Linked DNA regions of Mus musculus: regions 2 and 3 are each linked to region 1. The links are chromatin loops, found by intact Hi-C in ENCODE. Cell type or tissue: left cerebral cortex. All regions are shown on one strand. Each heading gives the region's core, and the rest is flanking DNA. Links, peaks and the distances in the headings are about the cores only.

The links. Peaks named below come from ENCODE experiments on the same cell type or tissue, not always from the same donor. Only the 100,000 strongest peaks of a DNase experiment are listed, where the experiment ranks them.
Region 2: a loop joins it to region 1, with 6 times the contacts of the local background. A loop is called at or near these places in 13 of 42 quality-filtered maps.
Region 3: a loop joins it to region 1, with 3 times the contacts of the local background. A loop is called at or near these places in 6 of 42 quality-filtered maps.

Annotation. Positions count from the first base shown.
Region 1 is chr10:109,491,899-109,499,931 of GRCm38, forward strand. No RefSeq gene overlaps it. Among named protein-coding and RNA genes, the nearest start is that of Gm40757, 100 kb to the right of the region's middle. In left cerebral cortex, for the core only: a CTCF peak has its summit at 4,460 (motif pointing left); a DNase peak (open chromatin) is centred at 4,452; H3K27ac peaks cover 680 bases.
Region 2 is chr10:108,730,833-108,738,865 of GRCm38, forward strand. The region is part of intron 3 of Syt1 (synaptotagmin I); the gene reads right to left. Among named protein-coding and RNA genes, the nearest start is that of Gm5136, 35 kb to the left of the region's middle. In left cerebral cortex, for the core only: a CTCF peak has its summit at 3,336 (motif pointing right); DNase peaks (open chromatin) are centred at 3,363 and 4,621; H3K27ac peaks cover 1,710 bases.
Region 3 is chr10:109,008,063-109,016,095 of GRCm38, forward strand. Syt1 (synaptotagmin I) reads right to left here and starts at 2,913. Exons shown (of 11, transcript NM_009306.3): 1 at 2,514-2,913. In left cerebral cortex, for the core only: a CTCF peak has its summit at 3,605; DNase peaks (open chromatin) are centred at 2,937 and 3,549; H3K4me3 peaks cover 1,818 bases; H3K27ac peaks cover 1,725 bases.

The DNA.
Region 1 (8,033 bases), core at 3,365-5,864:
AAGCAATGTGTTGAAACAATGAATCCTCCTGTTGAGAGACACCTCTCTTCTCCCCTGTCTAAATACCCTTAACCATTCTGTTTCACAAACAAAGGGTTGATTTGTTCAACCATTCAGGGAGAGAGTATAGGAACTGGCCATAGCTTGTTGGTTGATTCAGAGTGCTGAAATGTTCCTGGTTGCTAGGCTTTTAAATGATGGTTGTATATGGTATATATTTTCCTCCTTGCCTTCAGGGGAGAAAAAAAATTCCATAGCCTCCCTTATAGCCTGTGAGAGAAGTAGTAATGGAATGCACACAGAAATATTAAATGTCTGGCAAGCCTGGCTCAGAAGACCCTTCCAAGGGCCTCCCTATCTTGTTTTTCTTTCCATCAATGACCACTGAAGTAGATGCACTGAAGAATTCTGACACCATAAAATAACCTAAAACTCCAAAGTCAGAGATCTTTTAAAAAATAATATACATATAGGTACTCTATGACCGATAAAGTCCCTAGAGTCATATCTACTTACATGATGGTCCGTCTCAAGTTAATTTTGTAAAGTTAACGATTCACTTTTGCTGGGCTGTGTTCTAGTGACCTCAGCACACCTAGTGTCCCTGACCTCTGCAATTGTGGCTGACAGTTTACATGTTTAGAGAGTGTTCGGGTCACATACAAGTAGAAGGAGATAAAATGCCAGATAAAATACCCAGTCATTGTTCCCAGAAAGATACCATAAAAATATAGAGAAATAAAAATGCATTCAAACAGGCTAGTTTTCTTTTAAGTTTTCTGTTGTAGTTTTTAACTAATAAGTCCCCCTCCCTTCCCCCCTCTTTAGTTTTTCCTCTCCTTGTCCATTTTCTTTTCTTTTCTTTTTTAACCCCAGCAGCTCAACTGAGTTCTATAGGCTACCCAAAAGATGAATTTTAGGCAATTGTGAGTACTCAGCCATATATGGGACATCTGTATCAACTCTCCTCCCTCATTTGTTAAACTTCAGGGAATATCATAGGAAAAGGTAAGGGCTCAAGGATGGAGAGTGTCCTGGAGAATGCTGTCCCCTGGACCAGACAAGCTACTGCACAGGTGATCCATCGCAGCTGGGATTGCCATCAAAAGACCTGTGCAAGATAAGCCAGTTATAAATTCTAGGATGGGTGGAGAGAGGCTACCTGGCTCTACTCTTAACTGAGGAGCTGTTAGTAGTTGATGGCTCTGGAAAAGAGAGACTTATTTTTTCTTTGTAGTGGTAGATGGTGGTAAGTTAGCTATCCCACTGAGAAAACGCCACCTGTAACCTATATGGATACAGCAGCACTATTTTAACTCACCCAACTGAGGAGTAAAGAAACACAGGAATAGATTGTGATTGGACATGAAGGAGGAAAGATGTGTAGGTAGGGTTCATGTGAAGAGTCAGGAAGTTTGTGCTGGGGTTGGGGATGCACAAGATGTATTTTATTCATGTGTGCAAGTTTCAAGTAATAAAAATATTTTTAAAAAGAAATATATCCTTTGACTGGTGCTTCTGGGATTTAGGAAAGTTCTGATAATGGATCTTAAATCAAAGTCTTTTGTTGCCTTTTCTCCACGGACTCATAATTAAGGTTATTCTAATTAAGCTTGACGAGGTCCGATTTTAGTGTGTCAGTTCAATAAGCCAAGGTGCTCTTCCACGACAGCAATTGGGGGAAAGAGTTGCTATCCTAACTACTGAGCAATTTTTTTTTCCTGTTAGAAAACACATTTTTGTTTTTGTCATTTTCAAGGGCTTTTAGTTAACCAAAGACCTCTCCCTGACTTTGATAAATGGAAGGGAGAAGAACGAAGTTCAAATAGTTTGACTTAATGTAGGACTGGCCAGTTTTCGCATTGATGAGAGGCAGGTCATTAAGAACTAACTGGACTGTTCCCCACGTAAACCTTCAGGAGTTTATGGTCCTCGACATCTGATGCAGTTATAAGAAAGGGAGATTTCCTCTATGCTTGCATTTAGGGTATTCAGAAAAATGGGGAGAGAACTTATGGATTAATGGGGCTAATTTTGTAGTGAAGTTTTAAACTGTCTGAAATTCTTTATTTGTACGAAGATGAAATGAGATTCTGTATGCAGATAGGAAACATAAGTAAAAATTTATAGGCCTTTGAAAAGCATTTTATGTATATAATACAATTTTAAAGTTGGTTGGCAAGCCAACTGATCATTTTTGAGCAATGATCAATTACCCCCATTGTTCTGCATTGTGTTTTCCTTCTCGTCTTTAATCTCCCTGTCTCTAGTTCCCCCTTCACTCGATTTTTCTCTCCTAGAGCTACCAGAGTGCTACGTTTACAACATAAATCTCACTATCCACCCTGTGAGGAAAATATATCCAGTGAGTTCCCATATTTTCCTATTAAGTTATATCTCCTTATTAGCCCAGTAGAAATTCCATTTACATAGATATCTGGACCTACATTCTCTTATGTTTTGACTCTGTTTGCAAGTACAGTGAGATCCTGCCTCCGTCCTTAAAATTTGATGTGTTGTTTTGTGAGTTCAAAGTGCCCTTTCTATCTACCTTCCTTTATACATCATTGATAAACTTTAAAAGGGATTTTTAAAGGCTATCTCCAGTGTTTCTTCTTTTATTGAATTTTTCCATTTCTGAGTCCTAGTATTTTCACTGTTTTGCTTTGTTATGCCTTAATGAATCTGCAATATGCCAAGAACTTCTCTCATGAAGCTGATTATATTTTTAAAGAATCTATAGGTACATATTCCTGTTCCTATCTACCTATTGCTGTGAAGAAACACCATGACCATGATAACTCTTATAAAGAAAAACATTTCACTGGGGCTGGCTTACAGCTCAGGGATTTAACCTTTTATTGTCATGGCATGGTAGCATGCAGGCAGACATGGTGCTAGAGAAGTAGCTAAGAGTTCTATTCCAGATTGGCAGCAGCAGAATGAGAATGACACTGGACATAGTTTGATCTTCTGAAATCTCAAATCCCACCCCTAGTTGTTCCTCTAACAAGGCCACACCTGTCCCAACAAGGCTACTCCTTCTAATAGTGCCACACCCTATGGGCCCCATGGGGTTTGTTTTCTTTTAAACCACCACACCATCTATTTTGCAAAGACACACAGAAAGATCTGCTTAAAACCACAGAAATATTAGGAACTAGTGTCATGACTTTCATCCTATGTCCTTGACTTCAGAGCCTACTGTCATTCCCATTCTACCTTTAACAAATTCTGTTGCCAATTGTCAATTCAGTTGATCTTGACAACAATAGTATTCACTCACTGAAATCAAGTACTTCTTAATTGTCTTTGTCTCCCAAGCAGTAAGGACCTATGGGTCATAGTGCATAGACACATTTTAACGGAACTGGTTGGTGGCAGTGCTATAACAATAACTGTAGAAGAATACATATTTTATATCACAATGGAGTACTCATATGTCTACCTGTGCACAAGTGGCCAGCCTATTTGTCAACATCAGATCAAATAAAATAACCCAAACTCTGCATTTTGAATTAAAATGTCTCTATGATATGAATCATTTTTCTTTCCAGATGTGAAAATGGGACAAGGAAAGAAAAGATTTTATTAGACTGGAAAATAAAGAGTTTCTCAGAGCATGAAACTGTATGTATTCTAAAACCTGTCAGAACAAAATCTTTCATATTTCCATGAAAATCTTTATTTTCCTCTTTTTACTTCCAGTACATTGATTTCATTAAAAACAATTAATCCCTCCATGTAAATAATATACATTTGTGTATTAGTATATTAAATCTATAGTTTGTCTGGCATGTAGGGGAGATTTAAGGTGTCATTCCAATTTCTTTGACCATCATTCACCTAAGTAGATGGTGTTTTAGTCTAAATGGTTCTGCTAGATTTGCTTCATAGGCAGTGATGTGATCTCCTCACTGGTTTCTCTTCATGCTCACACCAGGAAACTACGCTGTTCATTTTTATGTGTCTCAGAAGCAACCCTTAGCACCCCTATTATTATCCATCGTCTGCAGTTCATTTCATTTGTATCTTATAGAAAATAATTTGTCAACAGTTACTGAATATTCTTCCACTTTGGAAATATTTTCAAAGTCCTATAAAATTGCATCTAAAAATAAAAATTAAAAACAGAGGTCATTTCTTTCTCTGATCTTTTAAAAGAACTCCGAGAATTATATTCGCTCACTTCAAATCCCTGGATTCATTGCTGTTAATTAGAGGCCTTGCTCTATGAGTAGCAGTAGACTGCTGTTCTGTTCACTGTAGTATGGATTATTTGTCTCTGATTACACAAGTCTTGTTTCGTTAGAACTGGGGTATATGTCCTCCACAAAAAAGAACCATAACATTAGATGTGTCAGAGACAAGTCTGCATAGCCTGCATCGCCTACATCGCCTTTCTCACAAACACTAACTAGACCAGAACCTTCTAAACACAGAATGCAGTGCTGCCATCTGGGGGATAAAACTTTAACAATGCATTTTCTGTCAGCTGAAACAGAGGGCAGGATTCCAGGAGTCAGAAGACTCCAGAAGCAATAGGACTGTTTGTAAGGTGCAGTATGAAAGCCTATACAAGACTGTGGGTCATTTCAACAAATTAACACCCACACACACATACACCCACACACACACGCGCGCGCGTGCACGCATGCACGCACGAACGCACGTACGTACATAGACCTTACTTTCCAAATAGGGTTCTGTCATGATGACAGATCACTTTTCTTTTATTGTTGACTGTTTATTTCCTTTAAGTTAGGATATCAGCTTAAAAAAAATTCCAGCGCACTCCTTTACCATTGAGAGTCATTGTGAAAAGGCAAAATGGACTATCTGATATCTCTACAATCTTCACTGGCAAAGGAGCTGTTAGCAATACAGTAAGGGTCACAAGTCTCTCATTTGGAACAGTATATCTTTCATTTTCTCTGCAAAATCCAGTTTCCATCAATACAACCTAAGTGTTTCCCTTCCTTATAACAGCATTTCACCCAGTCTGGCAGAAGAAAAACAGACATACAAGTGAGTCAACACCAGCATGGGGATGGAGATTCTAATATACACATTCCTTTGGTGGAAGGCAAATAAATAAGACATTACGGTGGAAAAGCAAGTAGAACCAATTGATTTTTGTTCTTTCTTTAGAGTTCAGTGTATTCCTTTAGTCTTTTTTTTTTTTTTTTTTTTTTTTTTTTTACATTTCTTTCACAATGCACAGAAGGAAGTTGGAGAAAGAATAGTCGATAAGTAAATATCACTGTAAGGCATGAAATCCTATTCACATTAATTTGACCTCTGCTTAGTAAAGCAACAAATCACTGTGTTATTTGGGAGATAGAAAGAAGCCAGAGCTTTCCAAAATAATCAATAACATGTGGACAAGTAGTTTTTAGGATGAGTACTTTTCTTTGCTGCTAATTTAATACACTTGCTGTAATGCAAATAATAACATCCCTTTTCTTGTTTAATGCTAGGAATCCAACCCAGATCCTTGAGCTTCTGTGGCCTCTACCACTGAGCTATATCCACAGCCCTTAGTTATTGAAGACTGATAGTATCTTATGTAGATAGGCGAAGCTGGCCTTGAATTTGCTATGTAGCACAGGGTAGGCTTGAACTCAGGTTCGCATGAATCTCTCAATTCTATCTTCTACAGGAGTGCCATCATACCTGGCATCATTCATTTATGGACCTATCTATCACTGTTACAACCTTTTTATTCTAAAAGATTTAATAATTTTATTATATAAGCTAGAATGAAGTCATCGTGACTTGCACTGAAATTTGGAAGTCCCAAATACCCTCTAAAAAAATGGAATCCCCAAGTGCCTTATCCCAAGGTGTAGGAAACAGCCAAGGTTTCTTGGTGTCCATCTAATCAAGTGTTTGTCTCTGACTGGCCAACCTAATACAGAGCACAATGAGGGACCAGAAAGAAACATTAGACAACACAACTATGTAAAAAGAAGAAAAGACAAAAGAGTAGACTGAAGTCATTGGCACTGCCCAAGAGTAAGCCCTTATGTCAAGCAACATGAAGTCTCTTGAATATATAATCGGGAATATAAATCCTTGGCCACAATCCTATGAATGTGTGCCTTGCCTTTCAGTGTGTTTTTATAGGATTCTTATCTCCATGGTCTCAGAAGAAACAGATTTTGAAGAACACTACTCAATTGGAAGCTGCGGAGTGTTGGCAGGCTCTTTCCTGGTGCAAGTTCACAAAGAGTAGGCCATGGAAGACTTGTTGAAGCCTGGCCCACAGTATGTTTAGCAATCCTGTGCCATGACAAACATTTAGTAGGCCCCTGGGTTCTAGTTACATCCATTCTGGCTGCAGACAAATAAAAAGTTCTCAACACTATGTCTCCTTTTAGCCTGGAAACTCTGATCTTTTGTTTACTTTCTTTTTGTGCTCTTTCAATCACCCTCTTGCCCGATTTAATAGTGACTCCCTTAAGGAGAAATAAAACAATTGGCTTCAGTAGAAAGGCAGCATCCGTAATCTAATGTATCCCAGTTGGCTGGCTCCCCTTGTCTGGTAGTCTTAATGGCTTTGTCCAGTCTTATCTCCTCCTAAGACTGTTTCTTGATGTAGAGACTCATTTTATCACTGCCTCGGTTGGGGCACAGAGTCTTTGGTTTCTGTCAGGACTGATTTACTGTGGCCTTGAATTATAAGACTCTCAGTCAATTTGGCTCACAAGCAGAAGAAACAACAGCCTGCCTTGCCAGAACCTCATTCTCTCTCCAGTTCTCCTCTCCAGAGGCTGGATCTGAGTTGACTGCATTTCTTTGGTAAGATTATGTATGCATCATGGTTAAAAAAAATAATAACAATATAAAATAAGGCAACCAATATGCAACAAGGATATAAGAGCACTGTTTTGGTTGGAAAAATGGGTTCCTGTGTATTCTCTTTAAGACATTTTAGAACATTGTTTTACCATTACATTCTTATGATCAAGAGCTTTCCAGTCCCAATACACTGTCTTCATTCCCTGCCACCTCATAATTAAGGCAGCAGACTACTGGTGGGTATTGCTGCTATCACCCTATTCCATTCAACATGGTCATAGAGAATACAAAATGATGGAAGGTTTAACCAAAAGAGCTGTTTATCTATTAATCATAAGTCAGCTAGAGGTCCAAGGGTGACATGGAGATGCTAGTCACTAGGGTGCCAGATTCATTCAGTTACCTTGTCCTGCCATTTTCTAAATGTGATGTCTACACAGTGGTACAAATAGCTACCCCAGCTTCCTGCAGTATGTCTGAATCTCAGCTACAGCAGAAGTTATGGGGGGAGGGGGGAGACAAATATTTCTTGTAGCCACAGTGAAGGGTATGTCCCTTTGTCCAAATCCCTCTCCAGAATGAAGTCACATCATCATAATGCTAAGTAGTAGCTGGGCAATGTAGTAAAAATGCACTGCTTGGCCTTTAAGAGAACAGAGTAGGGGTGAGGCTCCAGCAAACTTTTTACGTATTTTATGGATGACTTAAGGAAACATATAAGGAGGTGAAGCGTATCCTAACTATATTACTTTTTTGATGTTTTCTATTTAAGTCTATGTTAATAATAATGATGGGTCTAGAACATGTGTGGAGGAAAATGGGAGACCAGGTTTACTCAGTATACCCTTCAGCTTCATTCTGCCTTCTTAAGTATTAGAGAAGTCTAGTTAGGTATAGACTGGAGCACAGAATGACTGTAGGGATAGAAAGCAAACCTATTCTGAGGCACACAACAAAATCGTAAGAAAAAGAGAAGGAAGGAAAAATAAATCTCTCCTCTAAGTTTTTTTCTGGAGAAGAAATCCTTGGTACTTAGAGATAAAGAGCTTAAAGTTACTAGAGCTGGAGATGGATCCACATGACCGTCAGTCTGTTTTAGGAGTGGCCACACCCTGCAGGGTAAGTGCAATTTTCCCCATTCCTGCTATATTCAAAATAAAATCACAATACCTCTATTACTAAACCTCATAAGCTTAGTATTCCCTGAGTGCACAGCCACAGCCTTGCTG
Region 2 (8,033 bases), core at 2,299-4,798, 760 kb before region 1:
GCCTCTGCCTCCCGAGTGCTGGGATTAAAGGTGCACACCACCACACCTGGCCTACAATAGACACTCTTAAAAGGCAACTACTACCAATTGGAAGTTAGATTCCAAGGGACTGGCTACTCAGTAGAATGTACCCCTTTCAGAATCTAGCAGATGAAAGGACAAAGTCTTAACTCCAGTACATCAGGTGGAAGAAGTGGCTTTAACAGAGAGACCTACAAATACGTGCAGACAAAGAGAAACTGCCAGAAGATTAAAGCAGTATAAATTCAAAAGAAGATGATCTATGGAGCACAGCTCCGGAGGGAGCACATTGGGAGGGGGGCAGGAGCTATGTCATCTTGGAGAGTGGAGAACTAGAAGAGAAAAGAAATAAGGATGCTAAACGTAGAAAGGAAGAGTAGCATTGCTAGGAACAGACCTGGAATGTCCTTGCTCTTCTCAAGGTCATCAACTGTAAGAAAACGTAACGGGAACGTTGGAGTGATTTCCATTACCTAGAAAGTTTGGAGCTGAGCCTCATGAGTGGCAATGAAAAGCCTTTGGTATCCAATGATGGGGATCTACAGTGCTTCCAGTCACTTACCTTAGGTGGCCAAACTGAGCTATTTGAGAATGGGAACTAGCATAGACTACATGAATTATTTACACACCAATACTAGAAATCTATAGAGAGTGTAGAAAAGCTGTGAAGAGCAAAAAGGGCCTTAGAAGAAATGTAAAGGAAAGGAGATTGGATTTCAGAGTACAGATGTGCAATATTGATAGAAATAAAAATGTTATATACATTTAACCATACTTTTGCCATTAGTATCTCAAGTCCTTCTATTGTGACCGATAAGGATCAATCTCCGAGACTTATCTCAACTTCACAATTTCCATCATATGAATTATTTTGTGTATTATATCTTGATTGGCCTAAAAGAAACACCATAGGAAATGCTAAAGATTCCCAGGATATCATGTGTTTGTGCCTGCCTATCCTTCTAGTGCTGTTATCTCTCTAAAGTGGCAATAGTCATCTAAAATTTTACTCTGAGTATATACCTTCTACAATATAAAGCACCATACATAATGCAAATGGTTTCATAATGTCTGGGGTGGGGACTAACACCAAATGTCAGAGGGTTGAGAGATTTGGATGGGTCCATAAATTAGAGGGCTATGAAGACATAAAATCAGAATAAATCCTTATCTCTCTGCAATGAAGTGGGTCTCCTTCCACTTAAGGGAGTTAAACATAATTCTCTTAGTGATGCAGAGACTAAGGGAAGAGGAGGGTAATTAAGCTCTTAAAACTTGATGTTATTGGTTTATTAGTAGCAGTGTTATTGGTATAGATATTCTAAAATCCCATTTTGTGGATTCTCAGATACAGTAAAATATGTCCATGACATTGTTTTCATAGTGGCAGGTATATAGCTAAGCTGAGGAAATGTGAGGAAAATGTGGTTATAAAGTCTAAAGGCTAGTGGGATGGCATGGTCTGTACAGTGGTCTTACTGGGATATGAGAATCCAGGTTTGGACCCCTACCACTTAGGTAAAGCCAAGTGCTGTGGTATTGTGACCCTAGTTACACATAAGGGTGCAGAGAGCCTGTCTAATCAATTGGTGATCTTTCAGTTCATTGATAGAATATATTTTAAGAAATAAGGTGGAGAGTATTTCTCTACACTGTTGGTTACTGCCAAGGCATGTGTGCCACTACTCCTCTCCACACTGTTGGTTACTGCCATGGCATGTGTGCCACTACTGCTCGCTTAGGGTTACCATCCCATGTTGGAGCCAGAGGACCAGGCACTTTAATATGGCATTGTATCACCTAGTAACGTCAGAAGCTACACTCAATGTCTCATCAACTTGACTGGTCAAAGATGACCCGAGCAAGGACAACAACAGATATGTCAAAGTTGATGAAGGGAAAGCTCAAGAGACTCTGACCTTCACAAACAAGTACAGGCTATTACGGGATGCTGAGAGAGAGAGAGAGAGAGAGAGAGAGAGAGAGAGAGAGAGAGAGAGAGAGAAATAGTCTTCCCTAGAGAAGAGCATACCAATACCAAATGGTCAGTCCTGAAAAACATACATATGAGTAATATCAGACACACCAAGCAGGTTTTATATATATATGTATGTACGTATATATATATGCATACATACATATATATATGCATATGCATATATATGCATGCTATAATAGTGAAAAAAGCATTCATGAATTTAAAGAGAACAAGAGGAGTATATGGGAAGGTTTGGAGGGAGAAAAGGAAATTGAAGGAATGATGTAATTATATTATAATACCAAAATAAAAGAAAAGAAAAGCTATCACTGACTGAAGGGACAGTTCTCCCCTAGGTCCTTAGGAGCAGAGTCAATATTGATGCTTCCAGAGTGCTTTGATGAGTGTTTGTATTTATTGATGAGAATTAACTGAGGGGCCTCCTGGTTTCAGCATGGTTAAAATATTTAGTGATTTCACAAACAAGTGATAGTTAAGATAATGAAATAGTCCTTATTCTCACTTTTGCTTCATAGAAATTAATTAAAATAATTAAGTCAGAAAGCCATTTACTATGAGATTTTAAAATAAATCATGATTTCTTTCTCTCTCTACACTGTGTGTGTGTGTGTGTGTGTGTATGTGTGTGAATAGAAAGTTACATTGTCAAAAGTTTGAGTCACTCAAGAAGGACATTGCTACAATTACTTTATGATATATATTCTTAAAGAGACATTGTAAACTTAAAAAATTTCCTTTCAAAAACATTCCAAAGGGGTGGGGTCCCTTCTAGTGGCAGTTAAGTTTATATTACTTTCTTGATAGCCATATTAAAGTCTCTCAGCTGTCCTTGCCCAGATGACCTTATAGACAAATGGAAAGTGAATATAAGGCAAATTAAAAGTATTTATTGCATTGTTACTATAGTGATGAGCATCCTGCAAAGGGCCAAACCCAGAACACCAATAAAATCACGGCAGCAAATATCCATTACTCTCCTCTGATCAGCCAGGCCTGTGTCGCAGATGTTATTTTCATTGTGTTTCTATTAGAGCTAAAATTGAGTACAGTGTAAGCCCTATTATTTCATGGTTCCTTATTGCATTAATTTCGATAGAAGACAGGCTAAATCATGTTTTTCAGCGCATAACACATATAGAAAACAAGCTGGGTATAACTCCATTAGCTTAGATGTGAAGAGCAAATCGAATCTCTCCTCTGTGAGTTTTGGAGATAAAATAAAACACTTTTCTTGGGAGCGTGTGAAACTTTGATGGATATTCACTGGAAGCACTCTTAAAGAGCAAGGGCAAGCTCCTATAAAATAACCAAACTAACCACTGGGTGGCATCATGACTACATGAGGCAGGTTTAGCAAGCCTTTGTGTCTGTCTCTTGAATCTTGGTTGGTGTTAGAAACTTGTTCCAATATGATGATGCCAATACCAATTCCCAGTTTCACACAATGAATGGATTCAACCTTTCAACATCCCAAGTGGAGTGAAAATGCCATGGGCAAGGCTTGAAGATGCTTAAATCATGCCACCTTTCACACTGTCCGTAGTTCCTCCCAGCTACCCACCGTGAAGCCATCATCGTCTTGCTCCCTGCTGCAGATCCTCTTCTATTCTTTCCCCTGTCTGTACTGATTGATCTTGCTTTCCAGGTCTCTTAGACTCTGAGTGTTTCTGATTACCATAGTTTCAGACCTGAACCTTGTCAGTATCTTGCATCTGATTACATATTGTAATAAATCCTCAAATCTTTCTTCAAAATGCTCTGCTCCATTTCTCTCTGAGGTCAGATAGAAGACGCCACCAGACTGTCACTCAGTACTCTTGACAATATGAAGCATTTCCTTGAGGTACTTGCTTTTTCTAATTTCATGCTATTAGGTCCTCATCAATAACTTCTGGTGTGGTTCTTACTATACTTTGCTAGCAGCTCCAGAGTCTTAAAGATCCATTAAAGGCTCTCTGTCATTTGTCCATTAAAATTCATTATTTTTATTTTCATGATATAACTTCTGTAGTGTGGCTTTCATTTCTGGGTTTTTGTTCTATGTTCCATATCATATACCCTAAAAGTGTCTTTATTTTTTTCTATCCTTGAGCAACTTTCTCCTCCTTCTTGCTGACCCCTTTAGTGTTCTACTCAATCTCTGCTCATTCCACTAACGACACAAATGCCAGAATCAATGCCTGAACTCCACAACATCCATTGTCACGGTAGGATGTCATCATAGATCATTGCTGTGGTGTGATGTCACCATAGACTACCAGGTCACTTTTAACATAAGGGTACATACTTCCTAATTGTAAACACATGATCACGTCTGCCTTATTCTTATTTCTTAGCTGTCATAAAATATGTCTTAAATGTTATTAAATTTATTGCCAAGCACACTCCAGTATCATTCCGACCCTCTTTGATGCTTGGAAATCTCCCAGATGTCTCTCCTGGACGTCCCACCAGACTGCTCATGGCTCCTCATCCTTTCATCTCATGTGTCTTAACTTCGATTCCTCTCAAGTTGCACCTCCTTTCTGAAGTATTTCTCTTTCATTCTAACCATCTGGGAGCTTTTTCTTTGAACAGTATGGCTGGTGTCTATTTTAGAATGGGAAAACATTCTCTCTTCACATCTAACCAACCAAAGGGGAAATTTCCACTCTACTCCCTAAAGGAGAAAAAAATAAGGGAGTGTTAGTGTACATCTTTTGGGCTACCTTCTTCCATACATCCTCTGCAGAACAAAGATGGCTGCTAGGACAGGTGAATTTGGAAAAGGGAATTGAATGCGCTTGCTCAAATATTTCTGTTCTTACCCTCATCTGCATGTATGCAGAGAGGTGACATGCTTGTTTTTGCTGGATGTACAGCATGCTTACAGGGAAGACCTTCTGCCCATTTGGGGTATTGGTCCATGTCTGAACTGTAAGCTTAATTCAAAGAACCTCACTGGGGTTATACATATAGCTTCATAATCAACTAGCTCCAAGAAGCCACTGTATTGATTTGTAGTAGCACGTCTTTTTGACCTAGTTTTCAGTTGGTCCTGGACCTTGGAGTAGAAAGGATAGAGATTCTCCGAATTAAGCCCCTGAGATTCCAAGTTTGGGTACTTTCCACGCTGCACACTTTTGTTCTTTGGAAATATTTCTAACTAGATACAAATTCCCTCTCCTTCTCTCTGTGGTCAGGGTACTTTCCTGGACTACACATAGTTAGCATCATGGCATAAAGTCACAGAGCTGAGATGTCAATGCAGGGAAAACCACCTAGAACTGTAAACCCAATGCTTATCAACCACTGAATCCAGCCTTAGTGTCCTTAGAGGGGAGGAATAGAAATAAGGAAGATACTAAAGAGGACCACAGGGAGTAGCAGCAAGCAGATGTTAAAGAATAAAAAAGTAAAGCAGTTTCCAGAGTATATGATATGGAACATGGAACAATACCCAGAAATGAAACCCAAATAACTCAGTGTCAGATAGTCCCAATACTTGGAAACGCTTCTCTTTTAAACCTAAGAAAATGTAAAACAGTAAGAAGGTTGCACACTTTATAATTAAAAATGTTGGGGCTGGAGAGATGGCTCAGTGGTTAAGAGCACTGACTGTTCTTCGGAAGGCCCAGAGTTCAGATCCCATCAACCACATGGTGGCTCACAACCATCCATAATGAGATCTGATGCCCTCTTCTGGAGTGTCTGAAGACAGCTGCAGTGTACTTACATATAATAAATAAATCTTTTTTTTAAAAGTGTTTATGACTGTTTACAAATTAGGCAATTTGATAGTTTGTTTTTGGATTTGTCTGTTTCTATAGCAATTTTTGTCTATTGTTACAGAAACACAAAAGGGACTGCACAACTGTAGGATTAAAAAAACTAATGTATCTTAAAAAAGTGATCTCTTCAAACCTAGAAAGCACAAAAATATCTATAATTGATTTGCCAATTACAATAGGTCAGATATGATTACAGATTGCTCAGCAGGCTGCTATTTAACTCTTCATTGAAACAGGTACAGGAGACAAAGATGCCAGTGATATGTCGGAGTCATCACTCCATGTCAGGAAGCTCACACAAGGTAGAGCCGGCTTCAGGCAATCCAGTTGCAGAGCCTATGAGTCCAATGTCTTTTTACCCAATCCCCACTTTTGGAAGATCATACTTTAGGCCAATTAAGCCTCTCATGGTGAGTAACAGAATTCTGAGAGGAAGTACACGGAACAGGAACTACCTTGAATAACCCACTTTACCTACAGTGGTGTCTGTGCAACCCAAGTATTTCCAGTCTAATCCTGCGACTTTTAACAGCAGCAAGAATGAGATTTCTTAAGAATGGCCGTGCTCACATCAACCCCCTTCTTGGGAGTCTGTGTGGTGCATCCTAACTGGGTGCCCTTTCACGTTCAGCTGTGGTTAGATTTGATCCCATAGGTCAAATCCGCTCGCAGCTTTTGCATGTGAATTCGAAGCTTCGCTGATTTGTACCTTCTCTTCAGTGATGTTAAAATTCTGTTCACTAAATGATATTCACTAGCCCTAAATCGTTCTGTTCGCAGTTTCACATGATAATCACACTGCTAAATAGGACAAAATGGACTCTTTTTTTTTTTTTCCTACAGGGGATCTTACAATCTCTATAGATTTTTAATATACCTTGGTGCCATTTATACATTGCAATTCTGGAAGTGAGGGACATATCTATTTTGTAGGAATCCTCCAGTGCCCACAAGTACATAGAGTGTTCATTTTAAAATCTGGTATGCCAAGACCCTAAGCTAAATACTACTATGTGAACTCTGAGCACTGTGAAAAGAGACAATGAGAATTAATTAGTTAAATCACAACATAATCACTTGCATCAATGTTAAGATCTGTAAAGAAATCTAAGGGTATTTTTTTTTAATAGGAAAATTTGCAAATGGAGAAAAAAAATCACAGACTTCCCATTGTCCTCTGATTCATCTCTAATTTACTGGAACACACATTTAAAAGTATCTACCTTGTTGAAAACCCATTTAATTTCCCATCTACAAAAGCATGCAACTGGTGATTGCTGCAAACAGGGAAGATGGCTGCTCAAGGACTTAAGATGCTTTGAAAAGAACATTGAAAACTTTTAAGGCGAGAGAACTAATGGCCCAAAAGGATGTGAGAAGCCTATTGGGAAACTTACTGGGAAACCAACTGAGGTTGCTGATCATCTCCAAGGCCTCCTTAAATGAGAAAATGTTATCTGCTAATTAAGTCAAACCCATTGATAAGTAGTCTTTCCTCTCATTTTAGCTTACACATACTGAGCATACAGTCATCAGTTAGGATCTTAAAATGTCATCCTTGAGAGCCTCGTTTTGATGACATACAGGTGTAAACAGTTCTGAAGACAAAGGAAGCTCTCATTGCAAACACTGCTTTCAATGAAAAAGCTTTAGGACATTTGCTAACTGTAACAAACCACCACTGTCCCTTACCAGTGACAATATGAGAAAAACCTGAAGTATAAATGTAAAGTGGAAATGTGAGAGCTATCCCCTCTCTCGTAAATATTTATGATTCATCGGAAGGAACTCGCAGTTTTCTGAGAAAAAGAGAGAAGCTTGTTGCTAGGTGTCATCTTTGTCAGATGGATGCGTCACTCTGGGCTTTGAAAGTATGGGTGACTGGCTGACTAATCACTTCTTGTTCTATGTCCCACATATTTTCCTGGCATGGTTTTAGTCATTTTTATTCCTTTTGACATCGAGTAGGTTCCTTACAACAACCTACTGAGTCAGGATTTTTACCTCGCAGATGAGGAATCAAGGATTATTGAAAAATGCCACTCAAATAAGCTTTAACCAGGCCTGGGTGAGTCACCTAAATTCTCTTTCTCGTCATATGTCTAAAAGAGACATCCGAAGGCCAAGAAGTTAAGAGTATATGAATCTATTAAATCACACCATAATTTATTATTAATTAAAAATTTTGATTTCAACTTATTGGATACCTTAGGGGGAAAAAGGTATAAATATACTGTTTTAAA
Region 3 (8,033 bases), core at 2,299-4,798, 480 kb before region 1:
TTACTAAGACTTACTATACCATCATCTTAAAGGGGAAAGATTAGGAGTGTATAAAATTGTGAGCATAAATTTCCTGTATCATTTAAATTCATTTAAAGTCTTCAATCCGTTCATAACATCTTACAATTAGATATGACTTGCAGGACATGAAGGCTCAATTTTTTTCAGAAGTATATGAAAAAAATTTCACATTCATAAACATCTCTGTACACGCAGTTGATAGAATTAATATTTTACACAGAGTCATGCAAACAAATCCAAGCCCACGTTTTCACATCTCCCCGGTACAGTGCAAAAACACGCAAACAGAATCTTATTTTGTCCCCACGGGAAGCTACTTCTTTCCTTTATGTCTTTTCATGTCTAAACTTGTGAACTCAGCTGTACACACACATGAAGTAATTAAGTGATTATTCTTTTGTCCTTGTACCCAAAAAGTGTTCCCTCTGAAGTCATAGATCTCAGCAGAGACACTACATTTTCAAGTCATTTAGAGGTCTAGCTTTAGAAAAATCTCCTGTGTGCCTCTACACGAGTGGTATGAGTGTATACATATGGTGTATGTGTGTGGTGTGGGGAGTGTGCGTGTGTGTGTGTGTGTGTGTGTGTGTGTGCGCGCGCGCGTGTGCGCGCGCACGCTCACTTGCTTAGGTGCATGAAGTCTGCTAAGGTAGGTGAGATCAAGAATAGAAAACGGTTTTGAAAACAATGTACAATATTAATATTTATCAATATACAAGTCAATATCACTGATGCCACATGAAGTCGGTTCTTTCCTAAGTTTGTGTAGAAACTTACAAGTTAAAGGTGTGTGATTGAAAAGACCTACCTGCGGTACCCAGGCTGGTGTGGGAGTTGAGAGAGACTTAAAAAGGGAAGACCCCCTCTTCTTATCTCAAATGGGCATTTAGAAAAAAAAAACCTACGACTTGGCGTCTCTCCTGATACATCAGAAAGATTTATCTTGGAACCAGCATCTCCTGCTTTCGCTTTGCTCCTGCAGAACCCGGTTGCATTGCCCTCCTGTTACATAGAACTGGATATTTCCCTTCGCTACCGCCTCCCCCCCCCCCCCAGCTGATGGTAATCGCTTATCAGTCTCCGAGGAATAATAGGAAAACAAAGCTTAGATCAGAGATGATGGAATTAGAGATTGCAGAAGCTATTGTCAAGACTCTGTCTAACAAGTGCGATGTGCTTGACCTGTTTCTCTGACAGTTATGGAAGTTGTTTCAATGGCTCTCTTTTTTAACATGATGTGAGAAGAGAAATGTTTCCCCCTTAAGATCTTTCAAATGTGAGACTATCTTCCTCCCATTACTTTCTAAACTTTCCTCTAGTCCAAGAGGATCCTGTCAACTGAACCTACATCTACCTCCTGAAGGGAACACGAAAACTGAAGAAACATCAATTTTATATCTATTTAGTGTTTTCATATTAAAAGAGTGTGTTGAGACTTGAATTTAGTATCTAGACAGTGACATGTGGAGGCAGCCTTTAAAAAGATAAAAAAAAATGAAATCTCATGCACAAAAGCAGTTTTAACACAAAAGTTAAACTTCCTGTGTTTCACCAAAGGGTTAAGGTTAGGGAAGTGGACATCAACACGTCCACAGTCCACAGAGGCTAACCAGATTAGCAAGATCAAAGTAAAAGTCAAGTCTCCTGATAATTCTGGTGTCACTTGGAAAGGTTTTGAAACTTCCCATGTTATTACCCTCCCACTATAAAGGCTACCTGGGTAAATCTCGGGAGGGTGATGATCTAGTTTTAATTTTTACAAACTCAACAAGCCCTCAAAGTTCAGACAGTGACCCTGAGGTGCTATCCCAAACTGTCAGCCCCACAGGACAGATGCAAACAAGAAGATTCTGATAGCAGGCACAGGAGAGCAGCAGCAATTAAGCAGTTGAAAGTGGGTTGGAGTGTTGGGTTATTTTTGTTCCATTTGTAGCCTCTTGCAAGGAGGAGATGGATTCAAATTTGACACTTCCTTTCTGAGAGCAGAAGCTGGTCTCCTTGTCTACTCTCATTCAGTTTAATTCCCTGTGTGGTTTCATCCCTTCCTGGACTCATATTTTCACACGGGGTTGCAATCTATCCTCCCTCCAACAGAAAGAAATCTTTTTTCTCTTCTTCACTGCCCTTCTTCCCTGTAAGAAAGACAATCCTCCACCCCCCGTTGGGGGTGGGGGGCTGTACTGGCTTAGAATAGGAGGAGGGGGAGGAGAGAGGGGGCTGGGGGGTGGAGGACAGAGGAGAGAATGGAAGAAGCAAGAAGATGGGGGATGCCCAACATCAACTCCTGGTTCTGAATCACCAGCCCTGTGCAAAGTGCTTTCCCCGGAGATGCACTTGTGGTCTTGCATTTCTCACAATAGGCTTACGGGGGGATCCCTCCCTAGGTCTCCCATCGCCACAAATCAAGTGTACCTACGTCTCTTCGACAGATTGAAGCGCAGAGGTACCAAGGTACCACCGAGGTGGCCGCGCTGCCAGTGGGGCTGCCTTACCTGGAGCGAGGACCGACCGGGAGATGGTGCGAGTCTTGGTCCCCGCTGCTCTCACCGCGGACCGGTGCGAGGCACACGAGTACTCTCTCGCTGCCTCCGCTCTCAGAGGGGCAGCCTGCAACACAAAAGGGGTGTGTGGGTGTGGGTGTGGGTGAGGTTTTCTAGGGCCACCAGCTGGTCCCAGCTGGCCGCCCCCGCCCTGCACACACCCCTTCGGGGACCTGAGCCCCCTGTTGGGTGAGCAGGACCCTGGGGGCTTGCCCCGGTTACAGCCTCAAGTTGCCCACTGCTAACTGCGGATGCTGTCGCTGCAGGAGGAGGAGGAGGAAAGACACTGGGGGCTGAACTCGGTCAGAGCATCCCCACACTGCAGCTTCTCCAGGAATCCCTCCAGTGAGGAGGCGGCCGCCCATCATCTCCCGGCCCCGGCTCTTGATTGGTTCCAACCAAGGTACGCTGCTCAGAAGAGCCAATCAGAGAGCACTGATAATAGGTGGCTCCTCTCAGGCAACGGAGCCCAGCCCAGTACTGTTAGAGTCTCTCCATCCCCACAGCGGACAGGGACCTGAGGAGAGGGGTTTAGGAGAGTGGCGGGGGTGGGGTGAACTAAGAGGAGACCAGATCCCAAAGAGAAAACACTAAAAGATAATTTTCTAGACCCGGTGGGTAGACTCGGGAATGCCCTCAACCTGTTCAGTAAGCCATAAGCACTGGATAAGAAGCAAGCCTAATACAAAGCTTTTTTTTAACTTTCAATCAAAACCTGCCTTGATACTGAGCATGCCCAGATCTACACAGCATCCTAGGAGTTTCGATATGTGTGAGTTCTAGGTTGAAAAGGTGGGAGCTGGGACGCGAGAGAGGCAGAAGTTTGTCTTTGGCCATTTGACACCGCGGAGTTGTGGGGAAGCAGGACTACTGAGATAGAGGTGGTCCTTCTTGCTTTGGGAGACCAGTCACATCATTCCGTCTGAACTCGAGTGGGAAGCCAGGCTCCGATAATGTCAGGGCAGCTAGATGTCTAGAGACCGCCCAGGAAGGGTGTGGTGGACCAGAGCTGTATGCAAGGTCCATCCATAGGTGGGGCGGAGGAGCGAGGCTCCACCCAGCTGCAGCTGCTAGGCAATGGAGCGAGCGCCCAGGGAGTTTCCATGCAGCGACCAATAAGTTTGGAGACTTGGGTCAAGTGCGACCTTGCTAGGCACGCTTTTTCCACCTTCTTGGGCTTGTGCTCGCCCCCCCCCCCCCTGTCTCCGTCTCTCTTCACCCCTTGCCCGCCCGCACGGTGGGGGACTAAAGGGCTTTCTCCCTCCTCTTCCTAGCTGAACCCTTCTGCTCGGAAGTAAGAAGCTTTTCCCTCGTGAGAGCAGCCGTGACCTGATTGTCTCTAAGCTCCTGGGCAATTTATAGCTTGGTAATACCGAGAGATGCCAAACAGGGAGGCTGAGAGGCTTGGACGGGAGGGCAGGCTGGCTGGCCCTGGGGTGGAGTCTAGCTCCCAAGGGCAGGAGCCTTTTACTCCACAGGTGAAATGCTTTCTTGTCACTAACAGAGATTTTTTTTTTTCTTTCCCACTCGCTTGACCTTGCTCAGTGCCCTCAGAACCTCTTGTTTTGCTTGGAAATCTTAGCAGTTTTTGTAAAGTTGATCAATAGCCACAAATGAGCACTCCCCTAATTGGGCTCTTTATTTTCCTGACAGGATGATCCTGGCATCTCAGGTAAGGAAATAAATAGCGATCGCAATTCCCCAAACTCATCCACTTTGAACTGGAGTTTCATTAACACTGGTGTGCAAAGGTAACTGTAGAGAGAATTCAATTAACAGTAACACATTTCTTCAGGTTTGTAATTAAATCTCTTCTATTTATATAATGTTTAAGATTAAGATTCAGAATATATGCCCAAAGGTGGCCACTTTCACATAAATGTATCCTTCTGGGACATGAACCCTTTTGTTTTGGGCTTTGTTTGCATTATCAAGAATTTAGAATCAGAGGTAAACTAAGAAAATAATACACCTTCAACTTGTAACTTTATGTAATATGCACCTTCGGTTTTCCAAAAAAAGCCCCTAAACCTTATTTGAAAATAGTTTCATAGGTGAGAAGAGGAGATAACAGACATTGTAAGTTGATTTGAAATGTTTGGCCAAGGAGGGGAGAGGCCTGAAGAGAAGGGGGAGTGGAGTGGGTCAGAGTAAAAGCAGGTAGAAAAACTGAGTATTTGTCTTTATTCTCCAATGAAGATGAGTGCATGAGAGAAGCATTATAATATCCACCTAATGGAAATTTTTATTTTAAAAATATACATTGCTCTCTATTTAGTTTTTTTCCTAGTTTAAAAGCTACATATTTTTCCCAGTTACCAACAGCAACATGTAGAAAAAAGAAGAACACGTTAATGAATGGAATGGGAATATAGAATTTTTGAATTTCTGTTCCAAACCCTGGGTCTATCATCATTTTAGGCAATTTCGTTTTTTCTGTCCACATCATAGGCTACCCACAGTGTCCTTCAGTGGAAAGTATTCTAGGGGACATGGATATGTCAGAACTCCCCCACCCCACCCCTCAGTGTTTCTTGAAGAGGACAGCTGCCTATAATAAGAAATAGGCTTTGGGCATATTTCACTGTACTTAATTTTAGAATTAGTAGCATTTTTACTTATCAATATTAAGAAGATTATTTATATATACTGACTGGATACAAAGTAAGATTTTTTGTTGTTTTGTTTTGTTTTATTTTTGGGTTTTTTGTTTGTTTGTTTGTTTGTTTTGTTTTGGGACCAAAGTTTTTGATTCTCCTTTATATTTTCATATTGTTGTCAGCCATTTGGGAATTCATTCAAGACCTTGCCTGGTCCTATTTGGTTGGTACAGTATCAACATCATGTTTTTATAAGTGTGTGTGTGTGCCTGTCTGTCTGTGAAAGAACATATGCTTATGGAGGCCAAGGGATGACCGGGTTATTATCTTCAGGAAAACTTATTGTCTTTGGGAATGCCACCTGCCTTCTTTGACAGAGTCTCTTTGAGTTCTGTCTTAGTTGGAGTTTCATTGTTGTGAAGAAACATCATGATCAAGGCAGCTCTCATAAAGGAAAACATCTAATTGGGGCTGGGCTACAGTTTCAAAGGCTCAGTCCATTATCCGGAGCATGGCACCGTGTAGGCAGAAATACATTTTGATCTGAAGGCAACCAGCAGGAGACTGATTCTTCCACACTGGGTAGACCTTGAGAACTAGGAGCCCTCAAAGCCCACCTATGCAGTGACACACTTCTTCCAACAAGGCCATACCTATTCCAACAAGGCCACACCTCCTCATAGTGCCACTTCCCATGGGCCAAGCATATTCAAATCACCACAAATTGAAACTCAGCAATTAAGTTCTACTGGCTGGCCACTGAGCCTCACAGACCTTCTGCCTCTCTCTTCCCAGTGCTAAAATTACAAGTGCATGTAGCATTACACTTGGCTATTACATGGGAGCTAAGGACTGAACTCAGCTCCTCACACTTGTAAGAACTTGACTGAGCATCTTCTTAGTCCCAAGATATATTCTTATTGAAGACACTATGTATGAATTCTCATCTTCACATCACACCGTTGTTTGTTAAAAAGAAAGTTCAATAAATTTGACTCGTTCTTTTTCACTTTTACTAGCCTGCTTATAGCTACTTTCCTACTTAGGATTCCTATCTCTTTTACCATCAACCCAACTCCTTTCCTGAGTATATGGTATTGATTCGTTCCTTAATCACTTGTTATTTTCAGACCTGTGTTCTCCTTTGAATGTTTTGCTTCTATGCATAAACAAAGCCCTACTTTTATTAACTAAAAAAAAAATCTTTTTACACAACCCATGTCTCAATGTCAAAATTTCCTATTCCTTTATCATTGAACTTTTCTATTTCCTGTTTTAATGATTTCTTTGCCATTTTTTAGCTTACAAGATCAGAATAGAAACTAAACTGGACCGATTCACAGAGTACAGAGGTGTGTCTCATGGGAAGAGAGGGAATGAGGGAATTTGGAAACTAGAAATTCATTAGGCACAAACTCAGACAAGGATTTCTGTGGACCTCAGAAAATATTTGCATAAGAGAGATATAAATAAATTAACATTTTGGTGGAATATACATACATTGGGTGGATAGTACAGACATTTCTAGTTCATCAGAACTCTCACATGGATTTAAACCTTACATCCTTAATTGTTAAGCCAGTAATTTGGTAAAAATAGCATTACTCAGAGTTGTGAAAAATTAAAAGTAACCAACTCTTCAAACATATATTTCCTTTCACTTCGTTTTCTGCCATTGCTTCTTAAGATATAGCTCATCATTTTCCTAGAGTTTTTCTTTTTAAGACAGGGGATTGATTAGGCATTTGTTTTCTGGCCTGAGAATTTTGTAGAATCCCAACCTTAGAACTAATTGGCTGTGTGGCCTTGAAAGATATGCAAGAATTTCTCCAAGCCTTGGAGAGGCTTGTGTTGCTTATTTCTCATGTGTATATAATGTATGGGCAAAACACATACGTCTAGGGATTTTGCAAACATTAAGAAACACTGTTCAAAGAAGGTGCTAATTTCTACCACCTCACAGGGTAAGAAGGGCTACTAACTACTTTATTTTACCATTATATTGCTTATAGTGATTCTTCTATGTTCTTTTCTTCCCCCCCTCCCCCAACCCAAAGTTTCTGAGAGAAGATTTTCTGCTATCATTTCATTTACTTAAGCCAATATTGAGGAAGACACTTTGCCTAAGTTTGAAAAACTATGAGAGCTTTCTAATTGGAACTGACAAGATGGCTTGCATTGCTGAAGACTGAAGAGAGTCACACTGCTCTTGTAGAGGATCCAGGTCCTGGTCCCAACCCCAAAGTCAGGCAGCTCCCAGCTGCATATCACTTTAGTTCCAGGGGATTTGGAGCCCTCCTTTGGCCTCTATGAGTTCCTCCATGTGCAGGGTATACATACAGTTTAGCAGGCACACATGCATGTAAATAATAAAGATGTAAATAATAAGAGAAGAAAGGAAGGAAGGGAGAGAGGGAGGGAGGAAGGGAGGGAGGGAGGGAGGAAGGAAGGAAGGAAGGAAGGAAGGAAGGAAGGAAGGAAGAAAGGAAGAAAGGAAGAAAGGAAGAAAGGAAGAAAGGAAGAAAGGAAGAAAGGAAGGGGAAGGGGAAAGAAAGAAAGAAAGAAAGAAAGAAAGAAAGAAAGAAAGAAAGAAAGAAAGAAGAGAAAGCGTGTGTACAGTGCCAGCCTCCTGTCCCCCTGTGTTGTCTATAGGTTGTTCCCTTCCAGGAGATAAATTGCAACTGAATATATGGAGAAGATAAGCTTTATCATTTATGTTGTTAAAATTTAGTTTGAATTAATCTTCAAAACCAAGAAACATCTTATTCTAATGGCAAGATAATTGAAGAACACCATTTTCCCTGGAAAATGCTTTTAAAGACTACCATAGCAATCCATTTTGATTTCTCATCTTCTCTCTCTCTCTCTCTCT